2 separate regions of the Homo sapiens genome follow, and region 1 is linked to region 2. The links are chromatin loops, found by intact Hi-C in ENCODE. Cell type or tissue: heart right ventricle. All regions are shown on one strand. Links, peaks and the distances in the headings refer to the core of each region. The heading gives the core; the rest is flanking DNA.

Evidence for each region. A loop is a pair of places that touch in the nucleus more often than their neighbours do. Peaks named below come from ENCODE experiments on the same cell type or tissue, not always from the same donor. Only the 100,000 strongest peaks of a DNase experiment are listed, where the experiment ranks them.
Region 1: it touches region 2 in a loop (8-fold over the local background); 27 of 110 quality-filtered maps call a loop at or near these places.

The regions. Positions count from the first base shown.
Region 1 is chr21:27,357,921-27,366,269 of GRCh38, reverse strand. It overlaps LOC124905003 (a long non-coding RNA gene), which reads left to right and starts at 1,738. Exons shown (of 2, transcript XR_007067831.1): 1 at 1,738-5,356. In heart right ventricle, for the core only: a CTCF peak has its summit at 3,808 (motif pointing left); no DNase peak of the experiment used is centred there.
Region 2 is chr21:27,561,403-27,569,751 of GRCh38, reverse strand. No RefSeq gene overlaps it. Among named protein-coding and RNA genes, the nearest start is that of LINC01673, 73 kb to the left of the region's middle. In heart right ventricle, for the core only: a CTCF peak has its summit at 4,866 (motif pointing right); a DNase peak (open chromatin) is centred at 4,875.

The sequences.
Region 1 (8,349 bases), core at 24-8,023, 200 kb after region 2:
TGTAAGCGGGTTCAAACTGAAAATCAGTTATTGTTATACAATAGTCCCACTCATAGATGTTGCAAAACGACTGGTGATTATACATTTATCCCAATAGGCAGATCTTAGGGTGGTATAAGTTGTCATCCACTTTACATGGAAATAGAAAGTCCATGGTAGGAGTATGTACAGACACATTTACAGAAGCTAATGGTTTGATTGGTTTGATAGAGCTTGAAGGAAAAAGATTGGAAGAACTGGGACACGCAGATGAACTTACAGTAATGGGAACAAAGTATAAAGATCTATGTATGACATTTTAATACCCACCACAGAACATTCACAAAGAAGAGGCACTAACAGTGCAGATTTAACAGCAGCTTGTTGATATCAGCCAGCATCGCATCTATGCTCAGACACCCTTTTGCTGCAGCAGAGACTCAAGCACAGGGTAGCCACGGTAGTGGAGATGGAGCCATGCAGGGCCTGACAGCACAGAATCCCACTCAATAAGGTTGATCTGGCTACTTCTCTAGTAAAATTCCCAATAACTTAGCAACTGAGATCAACTGTCAGTCTCTAATATGGCACCTTAAGATAACCAACCAGGCATTTGGTAGCAAGTTGCTACCCTTGGACTTCTGCTCTAAAAGGGACATGATTCACCTTGATTATATTTTAGGTATTGGCTTCCTGTTCCTAACCTCAAGACCTAAGCCAGTTACACTACCACAAAGTTTACTAAATATTTGAGCCATCACACAGGATTCTGCTTATAATCTCTTCAGATAAAGGGAATCATTTTACACAAATGATTAACATAAAAGAAGGAGAATACAACCACAAAGTATATTGGTCTTATATACTGTATTCCACAACATGCCAACAACTGTCAGCTGATGGAGCAAATAAATTGCCTTTTCTCTTTTTCAGCTATATCAAGGTAGAATTGACAAATAAAAAATTGTATATATTTGGCTGGGCGTGGTGGCTCACGCCTGTAATCCAAGAACTTTGAGAGGCAGAGGCGGGCAGGTCATGAGGTCAGGAGATTGAGAACATCCTGGCCAACATGGTAAAACCTGTCTTGACTAAAACTACAAAAATTAGCTGGGCATGGTGGTGCATGCCTGTAGTCCCAGCTACTTGGGAGGCTGAGGCAGGAGGATTGCTTGAACCTGGGAGGCGGAGGTTGCAGTAAGCTGAGATCTTGCCACTGCACTCCAGCCTGGTGACAGAGGGAGACCCTGTGTCAAAAAAAAAAAAAAAAAAAAAATTGTATATATTCAAGGTGTACAATGTGTACCTCTGGGTTATTTAATTAATCTCATGTTTTAGGATTATAAAATCTAGAATTATGTAGATGAAATAATTCAACGTGGTTTTTCAGATGATGTGGCAAAAATTGTACGTCTATATGCAAAAATAAATGTGAATCACACCTTGCACCACATGCAGAAATTATAAAACATCTCCAAGGAGATGTCCAAAAAAAAAAAACCCAAGAGACAACCTTGGGTTAAGTTTAGACTCAACATCCAGCAACATGAATCATAAAAGGAAAATGAAATATATTGGCATTCAACAAAATTAAAAAAAAAAGAACGATTTGCTCTTTGAATGACACTGTTAAAAAAATCAAAGAAAAAGTCACAGTCTGGTAGAAAACATTTCAAAACATATATATATATAAAATGAAAGTCTGTTACTAAAAATATATTTAAAATTTTCACAACTGAATAATGATAAAAAATTAAAAATGGGCAAAATATAAAACTTTATTCAAGGAAATATGTGGATGCACATTAACATATGAAATGATTCTATACATCATTTTATTTAGGGAAATGCAAATTAAGACCACGATGTGGTAGCGTACATCTGTTAGAATGGCTTTAAAGCAAAACTGGTAGTATCAAGTTGTGGTGAGCATGCAGATCAATTGGAAATCTCATGCAATGCTAGTGGTAATGCAAAATGACACAGCTATTTTTGAAAATGATGCAGCTACTTTTGAAAATACTTTGATGCTTTCTCATAAAGTTAAACATCTATTCAGCATACAACACAGCAATACCACTCCTAGGTGGATATAAAAGAGAATTGAAAGCATATGTTTGTATAAATATCTATACACCCATGCTTATATCAGTCTTGCTCCTAATTACCCAAATTAAAGCCAAATGTCCATCAATAAGGAAAATATTTATACAAATTATGGTACATCTAAACAATGGAATAAAAAACAGCAATGCAACAACATTAATGATTCACAAATGTATTAGACTAATTGAAATAAACCAGAAGCAAATGGTAGTGCATATAGTATGATTTCACTCGTATGACATTTTGGAAAAGGCAAAACTATATGGACAGAAAAGAGACCATTGTTTGTTAAGGGCTGAATATGGGAGAAAGAATTGACCACAAACTTGCATAAGGGAATTTTTTTAGATGATGGAAATGCTCTATGTCTTAAATGTAATGATGATTTCTTGACTACATGCATTTATCAGAATGCATAGAACTGTACAACCAAAAGGAATTAATTTGTCTATGAGTAAATTATATCCCAATACATGTAAATTAATTTAGTAGCACAAGAAGAACTTAGGACAATTTCTGGTACAAGTAAGTGTCCAAGAAACACTAGCTGCTATTGTTATCATCATCACCATTATTGAAATGACCAGAATAGTTTTAATAAGTGAATAATAAGCCACAAAAATAATAAGTTACAGTTTTTATAATATAGGATGAGACAGTAATACAAATTTATTCAATTTCATAGTCAAATATTTAGATGGTCAAATGAATAAGACTATAAAAGCACATATAAGCTAAATCTCAAATCTGCATTTAGAATTAACAGTGAATATTACATAGTTTTTTTTTACAGTATTCTAACTAAATTTTCAAAACAGATTAAAAGTGTCTGTGCATGCATTTATTCATGCAATATTTATTGACCATTTACCATGTGTAAGTCCTATGCTATGCACTGGGACTATTAGTGCTATGACCCTGAACTAAATCTATTAGTTTAGAAATTATCAATAATAATTTTACTCTTACATAATCTAGTGTATTGTATAATCAAACATGTAACAGCAGTTAAGTCAAAAATATTCAGAAAGAAAACCAGGGTCAACCTGAAGACTGAATGTATGTTTATAATTTTTAAAGGAGAATTTTTCTGTGCTATATAGTTGGTGGAAGTCAAGTCAACTGGAACAATTGAAGATAAAGTATGTATGTAAATACTGTTAAAGTTAGGAAAAACACTAATGAAAAAGTTTAATGGAAAGTTGGGATCTAGTTATGTTTGAATAAAGAATGTTTCAGTTACCATGGCTACATAACAAATTATCTCAAATCTAGTATTTACAAAAAATACTATTTTACTAATATTGGATTCTAGTAAATTACTGTCACGGATTCTGAGGTTCAGCATGGCTTGCCTCTTCTCCACAATACCTAGGGTTATACTTGGAAAGGCTTGCTGGCTGGAGGCTGGAATCTTCAGAAGACATCTTTCCTCACATGTGTGGTTGTTGACGCAGGTTGTTGGCTGAAACCTAAACCGAGCTGTGCATTAGAACTCCTAAAGTGGCCTCTTCTTGTCTAATTCATATCTTAATAATAGTTGTAAACTCAGTAATAGCTTTTCTAAAACCCCAATTTAAAAATGGGCAAAACATGTTAGTTTATTTAGAAATATTTTTACCTAGAAGTTTATTTAGAGGAACCTGGACCCCTGGCTCATGATTGGGAACAGCACCTCTGAAGGCTGAATGTCTGCATTGAACTTGATGGAGTAAGGATAAATTTTACTCTCCACTGACATCTAGAGGGGGTGTTTTTGGAGAGGAAGATTTGGACTTCTTTCTAGCATGGTGGCTGACAGCAAACATCCTCAGAGAACAAAGTGAATATGCCTAGCATTTTTACAACCAGACCTTGGAATTGTCATGGCGTCATTTTAGCTTATTCTATTGGTTGAAATAGTCACAAAAATCTACTCTGCTGAAACACTTGGGGTTAGGGGTGGCAGCACATTACCATGGGCAATGGGAGGAAAATCAAGATCACATTAACAAGAGCATGAAAGACGGGCCATTTTGGAAGATGCAATCGTCCACAAAATGTGAGTATTTGTCATCGGATTATATGAATATTGATATAATTAGCAATTGGTAGGTCTCCTTTTGGAAATATAGTAATTGACATGAGAGCTAAGTGAACATTACAAAATTGGCCTTAAATAATTAGGTCCCCAGCTTAGTCAGGAGTCTCATTAATCATTTTCATTCTATAGGAAAGTTTGCCATTAATATTCAGGTCATACAAGCAAAAGCAGATATTTATAGATAGCCAGAATCGCACTGTTTAGCAGACATGTATTCATAACATTATGTGCTAAGCACTAACTACACCTAGTAAAGACATCATGTTTTCCACATAAAACTACTATATTAAGTACTCTGCTAGTATGAGTATTTTCTTTTACCACACAGTGACCTGTATTTTACTTTCGGAGAAAAATTTTTTCAGCTTACAAAATGTTAGCTGGATATTTACCACTTTTATTACCTTCATGGAAGTCCAGCTAGACTAATACGCCTTTTGAAGAATGAGCTAAGATGAGGCATTTGATAAATTTCTTACAGCTATTGTTTTCCCTGATATTATTTTTATGGCATGGAATTAAACGTTACAAAATATCAGTTTACAATGACTGGAAAATCCAATTCCCTTAATAGTGAAGAAGGTAAAATCTTCCAAAGAGTATTACATATCTCCAAGCACAATATACCTTGATAGATATACAGCATACCTTTTCCTTAATATAGACAAAATTCAGCATATTGTGGCAATAAAATAGGAATACCAAATGTGTCTTTTGCCAGTATCATTTCTTGAGGTGGCTACAGTCCCATTCCCGTTTCTCTTTGAAAGAACTAAATTCAAAGTGCACCTAACAGAGTGGTGGTTACTCATAAATCTGTTTTATATTCCAGAGTGTTGGAGGAGTGGGGAGAGAGAGTAGTTTCGGCTGATGGGATATTGGTAGAAAAAATGTAAGTTATTTCATTAAAGGTCCTTCTTCTCTTGTTTGATGTCCAAATGGAAGGGATTTGTAGAAGACTTCAGGACTCCAGATGACTCTGAAATACTTAGCAACAGTAGAAGATAACTACATAAGAGGAGCTTGGAACTTTGGCTCACCATGGGGAAGAGCACCACTGAAGGCTGACTATATCTGCACTGAACTTGATGGAGCAAGAATAAATTTTACTCTCCACTAACATCTAGGGGGTTGTATTTTACAGCAATTGCCACCATCATCAATATAGCTGATACTGTGAGACAGAAGGTAAAGTCTGAACAAGTTTATAGCCTCAGTGCAAGTAGCTGAAGAACAAAACCACTAACTCTGTGTGAAGAAGGATATCAAGGTTTTTTAAAAACAATAAAAAATGATAGTGTTGTAGACCTAGTTACGCATCATATAAAATCCTCCCATACCTACCAGCTTATGTATTCATCCTGTCTTTGATCCTGGCCCTTGCCTATTTTCTAAGGGACAGACGTAACGATAACTCAGGGACTTCCCAGGTCCAGACTACTCCCCCTGCTCTACCACCAACAGAAGTTTGGCACCCTCATGCGATGCATTGGCTGACAAGGAAAGACTTACCTTCACATGGTCATGCTGGACCCACGGGTATCTGCTTCTCTCTACCCAGAGGGGCCAAATTACACATCCTCTATGTGAAATGTGAATGAGTCAATGCTCCATGGGGCACACTTATACCAATGAGAAACCAACGAGAAACAGAATATGAGATTTTCTCTTTCTACAAAATTTTAGAAATAAAATAAGAAAAAAATAGTTCACCTAAATTAAGCAAATATTTTCCTATAAAGCACCCACATTTTCTTGCAATAAATACATTAACCTGGAGAAATGTCACTAACATGTCAAATTAACTTCTCAATTAATAAAGGCCAATTTTGATGTATTTCTAGCACTTTCAAGCTAGAAATAATGTGAATAGTTTTAAACTGAAGTGTTTTACACTTTAGTTTTACAGTTTTACAGTTCTGGTAAATATTTGGCTTCTGTGCTTTTAAGTTACTGTTGTAACTCTGAAGCCATATTTTGATTTAATCCTGAAAGGTTTCAGAAAGAAATCATGGACTACAAAACTTGTATAGAGTAACTCTTTTGTTTTAAGCAAATAAATACAACGTTAAAAAATTCTGCATTGGACAAAAGTAAAGCAGTTTAGCTTACTCAAATAAAACACAGCTGAATGATGATCAGTGTATTCTTCTATATGTTATTGTATCTTCAACCTCACCAGACTTTTGGCTGGTAGTCCCAACAATGTGTCCTAAACTTCATATTACCTGTTTTGATGTTGATTTTCACTGCAACTGACCATAAACACTTCAAGTTAGAGACTGTTATTGATATTATTTCTCTTTTTAATTATTAATGTTATGTGAAGTAACAAGCATATAGTAGGGAATCAATAAGGATTAGAGAAATTAACTTAAGAGGAAAAATACACATCTGAAGCTGAAATAAAATACTCAGAAGGGAAGTATTACGGGAGATATTTTAAGGACTTGACATTTCATTGATTAAGATTTCTTTTTTTCCTCATTGTGTAGTATCAAAGATCTTTCAAAAATTACAGGGATATCAACATAGAAGAACATATTTAGAAACATCACATAATGATTCCAAAATATTGTCTTTACTTTTAAGATTTTTTAGAAATCTCTCTAACATAAACTTCCTTGGGAATGGGATCACTTAAGGATAAGGAACTTTGGATTGCTGCAGAGCCATAAATTACAAATTCCAACCAGCTGACAGATTGAACTTTGAAAATAAAGAAAAATGCAAACCCACAAGTTTAAAATGTAAACATGTTGCCCAAAACCATTAAAAAGTCAGTTTGCATGATACTCTCAAGGTTGTTTTTTAAAAAGCCTGTCTGTTAAGTAAAGACAGTATTGTTCACCCTTTGAAGCTGATTCTCAAGAAGGGGTGCCCTTCTGCTACTCTCTATGAAAATAAAAATGAAAATAAAATATAAGGTTTTATTTCCTGCTTAGAGTTGTCCTAGGCCTGTGCTAATGCTTTCTACTGCTTTATTTCTAAAATTTTGTATATGAAGCTATTGCTACAGGAAATCTTTTTTTTCTTAAGACTTTAATACCTGGTAATCACACTACTGTAGAATTACTTCTCTATAAGGACCTTATCAGTAGGATTTAGTAGGCAATTCAAGAAGATAACAAGCCATGAAAAGATTTGGAATTTTTCTGGCTATGAGATAATCAATGATGTTCTATAAAATTCTGGGAATTATATCATTTTGGAACTACTTGCTCTGTGGTTGTTATTGAGTAATTTTATAATCTGACTTTTAGACAAATCACCACATTCATTTATTGATACAAGATTTAGTTATGGAGTCCTTGTTTTACACATGACAGCATGCTAGTGGGCTCGTCTGTTGATTGAAGGGAGAGTAAGTTACAGACCTGGACATTAAGCGACCTGCAGTTTCATAGAGGAGATGACACATGAGTCCAATTACAAAGACATTTGTAGGAAGTTCTAAGAGTCTCACTCAAGGCTCTCATGTCTGCTCTTCTTCCTCTACACATTTGTCTTTTCCTCTCTCATCATTCAAAATTTCATCATCCATCCAGGATAGCGTCAGAAGTTCCAGACAAATACATTCAATTTTTAACTACAATTTTCCTTTTTTCAAGTTACTCTGTTAATCTTCTTCCACTGGAACTCTTTCTCCACTTCCCTGAAACTTATATCTCATTGGCTCTCTCTACTTTTTCTACACCCACTATTCTTTTCTCCTTATTTTTCAACCCATCAAGCTTAGATTTCATGACCCAATCTTTAATTACTTGGAGAATATTTGATCTCTCTGAATTCTGCTCTTCCAAGAACTCTGGCAAAACCCCAAACCAGTTCATACCCACTTTCTTTTTGCCAGCACCTGTAAAGCTAAGCATTGAGCATAGGTATCAATATGAAGCTACCTATTTCAAACTCAACAGAGTTCAAGTAAGTTGATTATATTACATAATTTTTCTACTAGGTAGCCTAGAGCCCATTCAAATTCATCTTGTTCAAAAATAACACTCTCCCTGGGAGAACATTTCCCCCTGTAAGTTTCTCGTTTTATGTCAACCCCATCTACCTAATTACCTAAGCCAGAAATCTATGTGTCACTCTTGATTGCATTGTCTCCCTTACTTGGCAATTTCAATCAATCATAAGATTGAGTCAATTCTGGTAGACATATCCATCTCCTTTTCTAA
Region 2 (8,349 bases), core at 79-8,078:
GAAACCAATTCCTTAGGAGAGACCCATCTAATCAGACAGTGGCTTTCTTCATCAGCTTGGGTTGTTATAACACATTACCCTAGACGAGGTGACTTCGACAGCAAACATTTCTCATAGCTCTGGATGATGGCAGTTTGAGATCAGGGTTCCAGTCTCATCTGAGATCAGTTTTGGTGAGGGTACTCCTCCACTCCATAGGTGGCTATCTTCCCACTGTCTTCTCATGTGGGACAGAGAGAGAATGAGAGAGAGTGAGAGAGAGAGAGAAACAGAGAGAGAGAGAGAAACAGAGAGAGAGAGAGAAACAGAGAGAGAGAAACAGAGAGAGAGAGAGAAACAGAGAGAGAGAGGCAGAGAAGAAGAAGCAAGCTGTTTTCTGTCCTTTTTAAAAAAATAAGGGCACTTATCTCATCATAAGGAATCTCCTCTCATGATCAAATTCCTCCCAAAGGCCCATCTCAAATTACTATTACATTGTACATTAGGATTTCGACATATGAATTTTGGGGAGACACATTCAGTCCATAGTAGTGGCCTCCAGCATCCATCCCTGTGTTTCCTTTGCTCTTCAATATCCTCTGGAAACACACCTCCATACTACACAGACTTTACCTATTGTTTTCTTCTCTCTCCTCATCTTATCCTCCTTTCTGATTCTCGACTGTGGTGGACACAAATTCTCACCCTCCAGGCTCAACAATTCTCAATGACCGTCTGGGTTCTACAACTTGTCTTTGGGAATACAGTTTCAAAGGGCCAGTTTGTGACAGGCTAAATACTTTGAAAAGCTTCCCCAGGAAAATAGTTTCATTGGTTACTTTAACAGGCAGAGAGTGTAAGCCAAATTATTTTGTGTTTTTGTTTGATCTGTGTATTGCCAATGCTGACATATTCCAGCTTAATTGATACTTTCTTTTGAGTGGCAATCTGGTGTTAAATTTATTGCATGAAATGGATGCCAGTAAGTTTTTAAGTGCATAAAACATCTGACCCAATTGTAATAGGAGACATTAAATTAAGTAAATATTATCATTATCCTCTGAAGCCACAGGTGAAAATGGTCAAGTTGATAGCAAGTGAGAGGCAGATATGGGATGGAGAGTAAGGTCTGATAATATTTAAGTATCTGTTTCCTGATGTCTCTGAGTTCAGCTTCCATTTTGTCATTTTCATAATTTTGTTATGTGCAATGTGAGCTCAGCTGCCTCAAGTTAGAAATACTATTGGAAAATACACCTGGTATGTAGGCTTGCCATGTACCTTTCTTTTTTTTCTTTTTTGACAGAGTCTTTCTCTGCTGCCCAGGCTGGAGGTCAGCCGCACCATCTCACTGCAACCTCCGCCTCCCGGGTTCAAGCTATGCTCCTGACTCAGCCTCCTGAGTAGCTGGGATTACAGGCGCCTGCCACCATGCCCAGCTAATTTTTTGTATTTTTAGTAGAGACGAGGTTTCGTCATGTTGGCCAGGCTGGTCTCGAACTCTGGAGCTCAGGCAATCTGCCTGCCTCAGCCTCCCAAAGTGCTAGGATTACAGGTGTGAGCCACCACACCTGGCCCCATGTTCCTTTCTTAGGCAACATTAAATAACAGAGGATGTCAGAGAGATCTTGCCATCCTTAATCCTCAGTTGCACCTATGAAGCCAAGTTGGGTCTAATTCAATTGAACTGGCATGAGAAGCAACTGTTATCTACCAGAGTATTTGTTCAAAATTAAAAGCTATATATGTGGTACTTACCAAGAATGCCAGTGTGGCAGAACTGGAACTTGTTCTATCAAAATGACTAGCTATGTCCACAGTTAGGGAATCTCAAATCCAAGTTTATTTATTTTATATAAGGGAGACGTTACCTTCCTTGCTTCTCATATTCCAATAGTCTTCTTAAATTTCCTGCCTAATCATAATTACTGGTATGAACAATATAGTAGATGATTCGAGTCTGAAATAATTTTTAAACACTTTAGACTTAATTAAGTCCACATGGTCATAATTTTTGGTTAGAGTCTGCATTAAGAGTAACATTTAAGTGAAAGTCAATCAGTTGATGAAGTCAAGTATCTAAACTGATGAAAATGTCTTTCAAGAATATAAAATTCAGTGAGGCATAGATTTCTCAAAACAAGCTTCACCATCTTGTGTGTGTGTTGCATCCAATTCTATTTACTTTACAGGCACAGTGTCACTGCTGTTAATTATTACATAAATTGAAGGTCTTTGTTTCTAGCTTTATGATCATGGCCCCAATGACTTCTTCTCCCAAACAGATTTTTATACAATTTTACTCCCTGCTCTCTCTCAGACCCTTTGGGGACAAAAATTTTTTTCTCCAGCCCGTGGACTTTGAGAGCCCCATTCTCTTTGGGATTCAGTACGTACCTAGATATACTTGTGGAATGTTGAAATATACATGGTCATCTCTAACTTCAGGTTTTTCTGTCCACATCCCCTCCATACTCTGCCCTGTTTTCTTTTAGATTACTAATATCCTAGAACTTTTCCTAATCCTTCCCAGCCATTCACTACCCAATTGAGAAAGAGTGCTCCAGAACTTTCTCTCCCCCACTAGCGCCCTGTCTAGCCTCATCAAAAACATTTTCTTACTGACCAGGTAAACTAGAAAGAATCTGATATTTCATTTTATTTAATTTCTATTTAATTTATTTATAAGTATTACGTGTATTATATTTAAACTGTTTACATATATATATATATATCCTCATCTAGAGATATTTGCATATTAACAGAGTAAATTGCTTTTATCTAAATCAGTAATCCTCAACCTTGGTTGTATATTAGAAACACCTGAGAAATTTTTAAAAACCATCAATACCTAGGTCTTGGCCCTAGGGATTCTGATATAATTGACCTAGGGTATGACTTGTATATCCTGTATTCATAAAATCTTTCCTAGTGATTCTAATGTGTAGTCAGCGCTGAAAAATTTGCTTTAAAGGAATATGTCTCTTTAAATGCACAAACCTAGACACCTCTCCTTTTATTTAAGGGATCTCTGGCTCCTCCAAGTAATTTGAGAAGCTGCGTCTTTTGGCAGCATAGATCAGCTGTTCAGGGACTCTCCCCATTCTTCTCCCCCTTTCTCTTTTCGGCTTTGAGACCGGTGCCAAATTAATCACCACTATAATCAAAACTACGATGTTTCACTTTCCCATAATTCCATCATTGTGCGTGATATAAAGTGTGGAACATACAAAAGTTTGAGCTTCTAAGAGAAAATAGACATACATACTTGTTGAATCAAGAATCTCTGCCTCTGTCATGTCTGACTCCTTGCACCCATGATTTAAATTTACCTCGTAGCAAAGAAGGCATGAGGGAAATTCTGTACTATAAAAGGGTGCCTCCATGAGATTTCCCCTAAATGTTCAGATAATCAAGGTTATCCATATGGGGCAGCAGGGAACTAAACAAAAAGTTTGACTCATTTGTTCAACAAATATCCATTAAGCGACTACTATGAGCTACCATACGAAGTGCTGGGAAGACAGTCAAGATGAAGCCCCTGATCTCAAAATGCTTCCGGTCCAGGAGTAGAGTGTGGCTAGAGGCTGGGAGAAGACAAAATTCACTACGTAGGAATTTAAATATAACCATGGTAACATTGGAAGGTGAAATTCAGGGAGTTGTTAGTTTGAGATGGTTGGTGTGACCCGGAAAAGGTTTTATTGAGGTAATGGTATTTCAATTGAGAGTTAAAGGGTAGGAATGGTGGCAAGGGCAGAATCCCGGCAGAGGAAAAAGGTGTTTAGATTCAGAGTTGGGAATGGCTTTGGTCATTAAAGAAAATAAGTAAAACAAACAAACAAAAATCAATATGCTTGAAACAGAGTAAACAAAAAGAGGGGCTAGTTAAAAATGGGCTGGAGAACCAAGCTGAGGCTGGAATCTACAAAGCCCTGGAGGCCTCCTTAAATTTTTTTCATTTTATCCTAGGAGGAATTAGAAATAACTACAGTTTGTTATATAAAAGATGACTCTCAGAATTTAAAAAAAAGAATTTTAAGGTTTATTTGTTTATGTATTGCTAGTTTGCTCAAACATCACCTTCTTAAAGAGGCCTACTCTGTCTCTTCTCTTAGTACAGCAAGCTGGCTGCATCTCCACCCCTACTCCTCCCAGTGGCCCTTAATACACTGTGGTTTTCTTTATGCCTGCTACCAATCAAGTCATTTACTCATTTATCAAGTTTATTGCCTATTGTTTGTTTCTGCTCACAAGTGCAAGCCCCCCATATGCAGAGCTCTGCAACATCTGATGCTGTATTGCACGCAGCTTCTTAGAGCAGCATCTAATATAAAAGAGAACTGTGCTCAATAAGTATTGACTCAGCACATGAGCTTCCCTAGGCAAAATCACTTATTATATCTTTGTTCTTCATCAAAAATTCACACTAGGCAGTTTAAACTTAATTAAGGTAGTACATAAAATAAATTGCTTTTTTTTTCTCCTTGGGAGCTTTGTAATGAATAGTCTCAGCATTATTTATTTAAGCTCTGTAGCAGACATGGTCACATTCTCAGCAGAGAGGTCATGAACAAAATATTCTCATCCAAGGAGATTTTTTTGTAGATTAGACTCAAGAGGTCCAACATTGGCAAGTCAGCATGTGTGATATTTTTCTAGGCCTGTTCTCACACATATCCATTTCTAATTCACAATCCACAGTACAGACTTCACATTTATAGGAGTCAATTTTTAAGTTCACGTAGTGACCCCTCAGATATGTAGCTATGTAATCTCTAGCAAAAGCCCAAGTACTTTTTTACCTCCTGAGATATCAGTGCTAAGAAAATGGTGGGCTTTTGTTTTTAAGGATGCAGCTCTTAGTCTATAGAGGGTTTGAGCAGCTGACCAGTAGAGGGCACCTGCCACTCTAAAATTGCCTCATGTCCTGTCAGTCTAGAGACACAGGCTTCACTGATTTATAAATAAGTTATTATTGCCTTCAGAATATTTTTATTTCCTTTCTGATCATCCAATATTATTGATTTCTAACACAAGTAATATGTCATAATAAAAATAAAGATTCATAAAGAGAAAAACTAAATCACTAATAGTACGATTACCCGGAGATAGCATAACCACTATTAATGTTTGATATTATTCCATATTATAATACATGCATCTGAATTCCATGTATTTCCCCAAATGGGATCACAAAGTAAATGCTATTTAATAACTTAAAAATAGATGAAATATGCAAGTTGAATCTAGGGCTATATCTTATAATGCCAGAAAGTCCTAAAAAAAAAAGGAAGAAAAGAAAACCCACAATGATGGGGGCATGTCAAAGGGTCCGAGGAACAAACTGAAAAAGCTCCAAGTGTCCATAGCTAGAACAATTTGGGCAACAAAGCAAACAAAGTAGCATTGGATTATGGTCCAAATTATAAAATCAATGTCTGAGTCCATACAGATATCAATACACAATTGAATAGGTAGTAGAGAAGAAACAAATCTGCCTTGTAGAAGAATACCAAATAATCAAAACAACTCACTTCTTCAGTATGAGCTGTTAATAGTGACTTTCTTCCAAAGGGTGCAATATGGAAAGAGTTGAAAAATAGTAAATTTACAGTGGAAAAACCTAACACCACCTTAACTAGGTGACCAAGGTCAATATCAACAAGTCATGTTGACTGTATGTAGCTTTAATATGTTGTTAGGAAACTAGCACTTTACCTCTATGATATTCCTCTATAACAGAGGAAATGAAGACCTGAAAAGGCTGAGGCAATTTTCAAAATCAGAATTGGTTGTATTTACTGATCAATTAAAATGTAAAGAGACAGGCAAGGCAATTGAAGTTGGATAAAGAGTTAAAGATGGGCATCTGAGTGAAAACATGAACTGTGTCCACTTGTGAATGGACATGTAACATCACACACACACACACAAATTGGCTGCAATATCTACAAATGCCAGTTTCCCTGGAAAACATCTACCATTGCTGTTTTTTTCAAGTTGAGACAAGTGAAAAAAAATGTATAGGATTTTGAATTAGAAAAACTGGAGGTCGAAACCTAGCTCTGCTATAGTAATTTTGGGTAAGGAAAAGAATGTGAAAAGTGAAATAGCACACAAGTTTCAGGGTTTTTAAGAGAGCTGATGACATTGCACAGAGAGTTACAAGAAATCATGGCGTTCCTCCCACAACTGGGACCAGACAAATTATTGTAATTATCATTAGCAGTCAAGATTGGCAGAAGGAAGCTATTTTCTGGTTTCTTATTAATATGCGATGATGGAAGATAAATCATTTTCCCAAGCAACCCTTCTGCCATAAGTAAATGTCTATAGATTGATCACAAATTTAATAATATTATTTTTAATTTTCTGGTTATAAAATGTTCCTTCTTTCAAAAATATTAAGGCCTCCAAGTGTAGTTTCAGTAGTCTTTTAAGCCCTGTGGTAAACTCTGAGTAAAGCTTCATGGAAAATATCTGAAGGGGTTATTTCTTGAGTTCAGTGATAAGTTTAGGCAGCTGTAAATTTTCCAGTTCCTGGAGTAGAATTCTATAAGCATAACCTATATTCTATGGCCATTCTATTACATTTCCATAAATGTGCACACTGATGATGTGATACAACTCATGATTTATTTTCAGATTTATTTCTGAAAATTTATTGTAGGAATAATGATTTCCCAATTGATCCACATGAGATACTAATGTCCACAGGAGATACTAATAGAGTGTACTCGCTATTTTTAGTCTGTTACCCTCATTTATGAACATAACAATGTTCGTAACATCAGTTTTGAGACTTAAACTAAACATTTCTTTTACATTGACCAAAATTGTTGTCATTTAAATTGTTATCAAATACATGCAATTAAATAATTAAAATATACAAATAATTTCACACATCCTTTACTTCCAAAAATCTTCTCCATATAGTAGAGTTGATAAGAAGTAAAAGATGTTTGGAACTTCGAGTTGATTCTGTAAGGTACTGAGACTCTTGGGGATGATGAGACAGGTGGATGTATTTTGCATGTAGATTGAATTTGAATCTTCAGGACCAGAGCACATACTTTGATGGGCAGAATAACGGCTTCCCGAAGATGTTCACCTCTCAGTCTCTGGAATCTGTGACTATGCTAGCAACCTTAATATGGAGAAATTATCCGGGATTACCCACATAGTCCCAATATAATCAGAAAGTTTCTTAAATTTGGAGGGAGACAGAAGATTCAGTATCAGAGTGATGCAACAAGTGGAAGACTTGAAAGGCCGTTGTTGGCTTTGGCGATGGAAGACCTCTATGAGCCAAGGAATGTGGGCAGCCTCAAGAAGCTGGAAAAGTCAAGGAAATCATTTCTGTCCTAGAAGATCCAGAAAGAAACACCGTCCTATTGATTCCTCAATTTTTAAAACAATGAGGTCCATTTCAGACTTCTAACTTTCACACTTATAAGAAAAATTTGTATTAAGCCACTAAACTTGCTGCAATGTGTACAGTAGGAAACTAACATATTGGTAGCCTTTATGATATTCCTGTAACTAAATGCTCTGGACCCCAAATCAATATAGATCTTATTAGTGATGTTTTGCACTGCAGCAAATAGTTATTGCAAAATTATTGCAAATGTGTAGTTATTAAATCCCCCCCACACACACTTTAGTTAAACTAATTCAGTCAAACTAAACTAATTTAGTGTGTGAGAAAATAAAAGAAGCAATTCATTCTAACTAAAGAATAAGCACATCTTCTTAACAGTATTGTTCTATGCTATCCTTTTGCCTTCCTGCTTTTGCAAAAGCTACTAAACTTACTTTATCATTTTCTTATTAACCTTATCCTTATTTATTTTTGCTGAATAATTTATATTGTCTTTTAATATTCAGGTCAGGTATAGCCTACTCTAAACAACATTCTTAGACCACATCTGGCCAGTGTAGTCATTTCTTCCAGATGTTTCTGTATGTTTTAACCTAACAGTCCTTCTACTGCTCTGTAATATACTGCTTATGTGTTTGTTTTCTCCATTGCAGAGAAAGTTCTTTGAGTGAAATATCTATACCTTACATACCTTTGTATCCCCTGAATGATTCCTACTGCTGTCTATATGGCTGGTACCAGTGTCTTGGTCCAAAATGAAGAAATGCATGAGTTATTAGCCTCTTCTTGAGGTTTCTTAGAACTTTAGGGCATTAAAAAGTCCTTCTTCACTAGTGTATAAACATTTGTATAAACATGCTTAGTGTATAAAAATATGTATAAACATGTTTAGTGTATAAACATGCTCACTTGTCTCCTATCTGAAACAAAACGAAACCAGCCAACAAACCCTAAGGCTGTTTCTCCACGTCGAATTTCTCTCTACC